Regions from separate parts of the Homo sapiens genome. Here region 2 is linked to region 1. A link is an interaction called in ENCODE POLR2A ChIA-PET data of the cell type or tissue named here. Cell type or tissue: Caco-2. All regions are shown on one strand. Each heading gives the region's core, and the rest is flanking DNA. Links, peaks and the distances in the headings are about the cores only. Region 1 has its middle 3.9 kb from the start of LINC02473. Region 2 has its middle 15 kb from the start of SOD3.

What was found. Peaks named below come from ENCODE experiments on the same cell type or tissue, not always from the same donor. Only the 100,000 strongest peaks of a DNase experiment are listed, where the experiment ranks them.
Region 2: POLR2A ChIA-PET joins it to region 1 with 10 read pairs; 3 of 35 experiments call an interaction of 5 or more read pairs at or near these places.

What each region holds. Positions count from the first base shown.
Region 1 is chr4:24,653,836-24,658,230 of GRCh38, forward strand. It overlaps the pseudogene ATP5MGP3. Among named protein-coding and RNA genes, the nearest start is that of LINC02473, 3.9 kb to the right of the region's middle. RefSeq lists an enhancer at 4,079-4,395. In Caco-2, for the core only: no CTCF peak of the experiment used is centred there; a DNase peak (open chromatin) is centred at 2,326.
Region 2 is chr4:24,778,375-24,782,769 of GRCh38, forward strand. No RefSeq gene overlaps it. Among named protein-coding and RNA genes, the nearest start is that of SOD3, 15 kb to the right of the region's middle. In Caco-2, for the core only: no CTCF peak of the experiment used is centred there; no DNase peak of the experiment used is centred there.

The sequences.
Region 1 (4,395 bases), core at 157-4,156:
GTTACGCTGTGTCTGAATAAGACAGGTTCAAGGTTAACATTTGCTTTTTTTTTTTTTTCAACTCTTATGTTGGATTCACGGGGTACATGTGCAGGTTTATTAACTGGGTATATTGTGTGTTGCTAAGGTTTAGGGTACAAATAATCTCATCACCCAAGTACTGAGCATAATACCAAACAATTAGGTTTTCTTTCTGTTTGTTTGTTTTGCCTTTTTTTTTTTTTTTTTTTTTTTTTTTTTTGAGACGGAGTCTCGCTTTGTCGCCCAAGTTGGAGTGCAGTGGCGCGATCTCGGCTCACTGCAAGCTCCGCCTCCTGGGTTCACGCCATTCTCCTGCCTCAGCCTCCCGAGTAGCTGGGACTACAGGCGCCCGCCACCACGCCCGGCTAATTTTTTTTGTATTTTTAGTAGAGACGGGGTTTCACTGTGTTAGCCAGGATGGTCTCCATCTCCTGACCTCGTGATCTGCCCACCTCAGCCTCCCAAAGTGCTGGGATTACAGGCGTGAGCCACCGCGCCCGGCTGTTTTGTCTTTTTTTTAAAAAAATTATTTTAAGTTCCAGGGTACATGTGCAGGATGTGCAGGTTTGTTACATAGTTAAAGGCAACAGTTAGGTTTTCAATTCTTATCCCTTTCCCTCCGTCCCTTCCTCCCCCATCTAGTATTCCCCAGTGTCTATTGCAAGGCCAGCATTTTCTGAAGTATGTTCTTCGAAACAGGGAGTCCCTGGATGCTAGTAATTGTTACTGAAAATAAAGATTTCATAATAAAATCCATTAGGGAAATGCTGGTTTAGATGACATTTAGTACAGTTTTTTACTATAGGACTCAGGGCTCTTAATAGAATGGGTGTCGTGACTCTCAACGAAGGAAGAATAATGTGTAGACTTCCCAACTTATTGGGCCTAGGAGCCCCTTTGCTGAGGCGCATTTTACATAGGACTTCCAGTCCTGTTTTGTCCTTTGTCCTTGCATAATTGCTAAAGGCATTCTCCTTTGTTCCCCAAAGTATATCAGTTTGGAGGATAAATTTTATGGTCACCTTATTGTAACAGGAGCAAACTTTGGAAAATGCTTTTCTGTTGTTACCTGGATTTCTGGAGAGCAACTTTTTTTTTTTTTTTTTTTTTGAGATGGAGTCTCGCTCTGTCACCCAGGCTGCAGTGCAGTGGCGCCATCTCGGCTCACTGCAACCTGGTCCATCTCTCGGGTTCAAGTGATTCTCCTGCCCCAGCCTCCTGAGTAGCTGGGATTACAGGCACATTCCACCACACCTGGCTCATTTTTTGTATTTTTAGTAGAGACGGGGTTTCACCATGTTGGTGAAACAATGGTTTCCTATTGTCCCCGGAATACTACTAAATTGATCCCCCATTAATATCAGCATTAGAATCCCAAAACCAAAGCACAGATTGTTTAAAATTAAACAGACCCTAAGCTGATTACATTATTAAAGTTGTTTTTTTTTGTTTGTTTGTTTTTTTTTTTGGTTGTTAAAAGACAGAAGCTAAACCTTAACAGGCCAAAAAAAAAAAAAGCTAGTAATTTGGGCAAGAAACTTAGAATCAGGGGACCAGCTTCAGGAACCACAGTTCCCTGATGCTTCCAGGATTTTCTCTCCAACCACAGCTTTTCTCCGCTTTAGCTTCAGTCCTTCCCACCAAGCAACAGAGAGTGGTTTCATGGGAGGAGGAAATAGGACAATGAAATTTTTGTTCTAAAGTCAAACTATGGGACAAAAAAATGATTCTTATAAAACGTTTTCCTTGAAAGTTCCTTAAATCACTTGTGAAGTACAATATATGTGGTTTGATGTATTCAACTCTGAATACATTCAAATGACAGAGGTATGCGGTAATATACAGAACATAATGAAGGATGCACATGCAAAACATACATTTCCAGATCTTTACTTACATGAAAAAGAGATGAGGCTGGGCACAATGGCTCTCGCCTGTAATCCCAGCACTTTGGGAGGCCAAGGCGGGTGGGTCACCTGAGGCCAGGAGTTTGAGACCAGACTGGTCAACATGGTGAAACCCTGTCTCTAATAAAAAATATAGAAATTAGCTGGGTGTGGTGGCACGTGCCTGTAATCCCAAGTATTCAGGGGGCTGAGGCAGGAGAATCTCTTGAACCCGTGAGGCAGAGGTTGCAGTGAGCCAAGATCACACCACTGCACTCCAGCTTGAGCGACAGAGCAAGACTCTTGTCTCCAAAAAAAAAAAAAAAAAAAAAAAAGGAGGGGGGTGGATGAAAGAATAAAAAGGAAGACTGCAGATGGTTTCTCCTAGCCACAGTCAGGGCGAAGGGCAGTGTTAATTCTTCAGTGTCATGTTCTCACTGGGGCGTGTCTCACTGAAGGGAAGGCTGGGAAGAGTTGCCTGTGCTGTTTTGACTGTGTTTGTTGATTTCCTCTCAATTCTCTAAATTCCATCACTCTCACTATAGAATCTTGGAAAAACAGACTTAACCTTTCTGTACCTCAAATATAAAATGAGGGAATGATAGAACATACCTCATAGTTTTATTGTGATGATAAAGTAGAATAATACAAGCAATGTATTTAGAACAGTACCAGGCATCTTTAAGCACCATGACTGCTACAACTGTTTGCACTGTAATAAAACCAATAGGGCCTCTGCTCTCTGGGGAGTTTTATTTTATTGGTTTTCTTTTTTTCTTTCTTTTTTTTTTTTTTTGAGATGGAGTCTAGCTCTGTTGTCCAGGCTGGAGTGCAGAGATCTCATCTCACTGCAACCTCCGTCTCCTAGGTTCAAGCAATCCTCCTTCATCAGCCTCCCGAGTAGCTGGGACTACAGACATGCACCACCACGCCCGGCTAATTTTTGTATATTTAGTAGGGATGGAGTTTCACAATGTTGGCCAGACTGGTCTGGAACTCCTGGCCTCAGGTGATCCACCCGCCTCGGCCTCCCAAAGTGCTGGGATTATGGGGGTGAGCCACCACGCCCAGCCTGGTTTTCATTTTCTGTGTTTTCTCCTCACCCCCAGTTTTTGTTTTGTTTCTTTGGTTTTTAGTCAGCCTTCTGACTGGTTTGCACCTTATGAAGAGAAATATCTTGTTTTTGTTTGTTTTGTTTTGAGACAGGGTATCACTATGTGGACCAGGCTGGACTCGAACTCCTGGGCTCAAGGCAATCTTCCCATCTCAGCCTCCTGAGTAGCTGGGACCACAGGCTCACACCTCTATACCTGGCTAGAAAGCTGCTTTTGATTCCTTCTTCAGAAGTCACACTCCATTATCACTCATTCAACAAATATTTATTAAGTAACTCCTATGGGCCAGGCATAATTCAAGGTGCTTCAGATGTAGCAGAAAACAAATCGACACAAATCCCCGCCCTTGTGGTCTTATGTCCCCATGGGAGAAGGGAAATATGAAGGAAAAAATGTCAAGCGTCTCCTGCTCCCCGGCTTATACTTCAAATTACATTGTGTTTCTCCCCTTCTCCTGCTGCAGCTTACGCTTATTTATTACTTTTTTTTTTTTTTTTTTTTTGAGACGGAGTCTCGCTCTGTCACCCAGATTGGAGCACAGTGGTGCGATCTCCACTCAATGCAAACTCCGCCTCCTGGGTTCACGCCATCCTCCTGCCTCAGCCTCCCGAGTAGCTGGGACTACAGGCACCCGCCACCACGCCTGGCCAATTTTTTTATATTTTTAGTAAAGACAGGGTTTCACTGTGTTAGCCAGGATGGTCTCGATCTCCTGACCTCATGATCTGCCCGCCTAGGCCTCCCAAAGTGCTGGGATTACAGGCGTGAGCCACGGCGCCTGGCCCTTTATATATATATTTTTTTTTTGGACAAATCTTATTTTATTCAGATAGCTGTCTGATCACACATGGTCAAAGAACGCTCAAATAATAAATCACATATAATCAGATGTTAAAGACTGGTTTTCAGCCAGGTGTGGTGGCTCACACCTGTAATCCCAGCACTTTGAGAGGCTGAGGTGGGTGGATCACGAGGACAGGAGTTCAAGATCAGCCTGGCCAATATGGTGAAACCCTGTCTCCACTAAAAATACAAAATTTGGCTGGGCGTGGTCACGCATGCCTGTAGTCCCAGCTGCTCGGGAGGCTGAGGCAGGATAATCGCTTGAACCTGGGAGGCAGAAGTTGCAATGAGCCAAGATTGCAACACTGCACTCCAGCCTGGGCAACAGAGTGACTCCGTCAAAAAAAAAAAAAAAAAAAAAAGATTGGTCTTTAAACATTATAACCATTCACGCCTCACTTGGCTAAACACAAAACCACATCCACACCTCAGCGACCACGAAACCATTCAGCACAGCTTCCTTAACTGTGAGCTGTTTGAAGCTACCAGTCTGAGCACTATTGACTATTGTTTTCAGGCTCTGACTAGCT
Region 2 (4,395 bases), core at 134-4,133, 120 kb after region 1:
TTAACACACACTGTTACCACCTCATTAGTCTCCCGGGGCTTAAATTATGCTAAAAATAATCAACACATTTTGTTTAAATAAGGCGCTGTTACAGGTGGTAATAAAGGCTTACTTCATAGCAGAATGAGGCCATTTTTCCACATTTTTTTCAGATGCTTTAAAGTAGGCCTTATCTTCATTCCAAGGAAAGGATTATTAAAAACATATGTGGAGTTGCGGAGAGGAAATGAGTGTATTAGTTAGAGTCTCTCTGGCTCTGAGCCTGACTCCAAAATCTTACACAACTCCATTTCACAACCCAGATCCCCAACATCAGGATTGTCTCATAAATGATGTGCTGTGGGGCATTGGTGCTGGCTACACATCAAGCTGCGAAATAGCCAAGTTTGGTCTGGTGCCTTTTCTTCTCTTTTTTCACACTGTAAGCATTAAAACTCCTCTTACATGTTTATACATTCACTGCCACCTAATCTGGGTTTGACCTATGACTATTTTGACCAATAGAATTTGGAGAAAGTGATGTTTCTGGATTTCTGAGCCCGGGCATTGCAAAGACCTGAAATCTTTGGCCATGCCTTGAGCCACTACAGAGGAAGTCCAATTTCCCCTGCTGTAGAGCCAGACCACAGGGAGAGGCCTTGGAGGTTGAGCCATCACCTGGAGATAGGCCATATGGCCTCTAAGCACCTGAGGCCTAGACATTCAGCCCAGTGGCAGCCTCAGCTGCCAACTGGCTACAACTGCAAGAAAGAACTTAAGCAAGGCCAGTAGAGGAACTGCCTGCCCATCCCTAGGTAACCCACAGAATCATGAGATATGATAAAATGGTTGTTGTTTTAAGCCACTAAATTTGGGATGCATATTGCAAAACAATAAATAACCAAAATGCCTCTTTGCATTATCCCTGTTAGGATGCCCTTTTCACCCACCCTTGACCATTGGTTATGGACTGAAGGATTGTGTCTCCCCAAAATTCGTATGTTGAAGCTCCAAACCCCAATGGATGGTATTTTGGGGTGGGGCCTTTGGAAGGTAATTAGGTTTAGATGAGGTCATGAGGGTGGGGGCCACCATGATGGGACAAATGTCCTTGCAAGAAGAGGAAGAGAAACCAGAGCTCGCTCTCTTCACCATATGTGAACATAGCAAGAAGGTGGCTGTTTGCAAGCCAGGAAGAGAGACCTTGCCAGGAACCAAATCTGTGGACACCTTGATCTTGGATTTCCTAGCCTCCAGAATTGCGAGAATCAAATGTCTATGGTCTACATCACCCTGTGGCATTTTGTTACAGCAGCCCGAGCTGACTAAGAAACCATCTGTCTGTGCATTTCCAAGATATCTCCTTGCACCTTTAGGAAAAATCATCCATGTGTGTTCACGTGTGTTCATGGAAGAAAGTCTCCCTCTGTTTCTTAGAAAAATTATCATATTCACTGTGATTCTCAGAGATGAGACTCCTAACTTCCTTGTGCAAGCCAAGGGAAAAATATTAAATTTTTCCATTACTTTCTTGCTCTTGTTTTCTCTCTGTGTAAAAACAGGAACTCCACCTATTCTCCACCACGGAGTTAAACAGCAAAACCCTGTGCTTGTGGGCTAGTGGTGCTGGTTGGGGGACGGATGAGAGTCATTGCTTGATTATGCTGCACTGAGTATCTCCCTAAGTTTTAGAGAGTGAGTGATGGCTCTGAAAAAGATACTTTTTTTCAAGCAGAAAGCTTTGCATTTCTGTCAAAAATCAGGGCAGATAACAAAACTGCTTCTACTTTTGTAGTGAAGCTCACAGCTTGCTCATAACAGAGAGCAACATAAAGTATCTGTGCAGCCCTGAAGGAGAGAAAGAAAAACAAAGCATTTTGAGACCACATTGAAGGAACATTTACATAGACCTGCTCTATAGCCTTGGCACCAGCAAAGTTAAAGTGCTAGAAGTATTGTTGACAAGACTGTACTTTGACCGAATTTAGAAACGTCGGATTGAATGAATAAATGGATGGATGGATGATGATGATGGGCAGAGAGAGTACAATTTATCCACCAGCTCTGCTAGAGGGAAACAACTGGAAATCATTTTGGGACCCGAAGATCTGTGAATGGCTCAGAACCAAGACGATGGGAGATGAAGATCCAGGCAGAAACATTTTCCTGTGCTGAACCCAGTTATGAGTTACATCACTTGCTCTAGATAAGGATTATATGAGACCTTATTATTGTCATTGCTTGTAGTTTGGAGCCTCTTTATTCATGCTCAAGTTAACTGTAAGCAGTTAATTCCATGGAATGAGTTTGGTCCTTCCCAACTAATTTTCTTGCTTTCTTTATAAAATCCCAAATTAAATAATGTCCGTAGTTCCTTAAAGAACTAAAGGTAAATATCTGAACCAGTGTGGCAGGTATTGTTGGCTGCCTAGCCAATAAAATCCTTCCCTCCTTCATAGTAAGGAAAATTTGATTTTGCTAGGGTAGCAAAACGTTCAATGAAAGAACATTTACTCTGCCAGACTCCTGTGACCCTAGGGATGCCTGTGACACATTTCTGACCATGAGACATAAACTGAAATTGTCTGGGAAAGAGGGTGTTTCTACTTCCCTTTTCTTTCTTCCTGCCTGAAGTGAGGTGCCATATCTGGAGGTGTATAAGCCACCTTGCAGCCTTGAGGCAACATTCATGAGGTCAGAAGCCTGAACACTGACAATGATGGCAAGCAAAGATGGGAAAATCGCAAGCCCTGCAGGTATCACGGAGCCACCCTACCAGCTCTGGACTTTTTGTTCCATGCAACAAATGCCTGAGTGTTCCAGCAAGGTTTTTTGTCATACTTTCCTTATTTGTAGCCAAAAGCATTCCTGGCAGATAGTCTTGGGTTGATCCAATTGAAAACTACTCTCTTGGTTCCAGTGTCTGGAAGGGGGAAGGAATATGCCTTCTTTATTGCACATTGCCTGACTAAAGGCCAATTCCTCACAGAGTATTTACAGGAATATTTACATAGACCTGCTTTGTAGCCTTGGCACTAGCAAAGCTAAAGTGCTGGAGGTATTGTTGACAAGACTGTACTTTGACTGAATTTGGAAATGTTAGATTGAATGAATAAATGAATGGATGGATGATGATGATGACGGGCACACTGTATTAGTATGGGCTGCAAGTAAAAGAAAGTCTTGGCTTGCACTAACTTACACAACAGAGTCACAGAGTGGGAAGTCCAGAGGTTAAAAAAGATGCAGATGCAGAGCCATCAGGGCCTCAAGGACCCAGATCATTTCATCTCACTTCTTGGCCATCCTCAGGGAATACCATGTGCTGATCGAACAAGATTAATCAGGAACTTTGTTGGTGACTCCCTGCATTTTAGTAGAGTTCTATACCTGAACAAAACAGATACCTGATAGAAAAGAAAAGCAGGGATCAATTATCACAGGAAACCATCAGTGTCTACTACCCACATGTTACATAAACACTTTGCAAAATGTGCAAAGTCCCAAAACACAAAATGATGGTGAGGATGATGCCAGCTTACCATCAGCATTGGTTTGGACACTTTCTGACTGCCATTTGGAAAAGGGGAGTTTAGTTTCTTTCCATTCAGTTGGCATTTATGGCTTCTAAATGAATGGTCTAATTCATTCATCCAATTTGACTGGTCTCATAACAGGAAGAAATTAAAGTGTTCCAAGTGACCAACTAGCCTGCTTGTAAAAACTGAATACTTGGAAAAACAAACAATTCCATCCTTCTCTTCCTCCTAAGGCACCTTCAGTGTACAAAAGGGTGGTGCGGAAATGAACTCAAACTCTGTGTAAATGGAAAAAAAGAGATTCCAAAGTCTGTTTAACAACAAGACCAAGTCATAGATTCTTAGTAGGAATAGCTTCTTTCCCCTCCTTTGTGGAGCTAACGTTCTTTTTTTAGAACGGGTGCCTCACTGGGAATAGATGTGAAAACTGCATAGCAGGATCATGTGATGCGTAGGCAATTTCACAGGAGTGAATTTCCCCCCAGAACACTAAGCTGCTTGTGCATAATCCACCATGGTATTGCAAACACAGGGAGAACAATCTGTAGTGCCAGAGAAACGACTTGTCAAACATACAAAACTAGGACAAAACAGAGCAGCACTTGTATTTTTCTTTGGGAAACAGTGTCTTTCCCTCTCTCCCCATGCTGTTCTGGTGGTGCTGACCCTACTTCTGGCTGACAGAGTAAGCCTATGATGAAAACTGTATTCCATCCTCATCAACATAGTTATGGGTTCAGATATGGAAACAGGACTCACGTAGGTTCCATGAGATTCAATTGGGCAATTTTGTTGGAACTATTAGAAGTTTTAGAGCTATGAAAATAGAAGATCCTGGATTTTTCAGTCATATGAGCCAGTAAAATTCCCTCTTGCT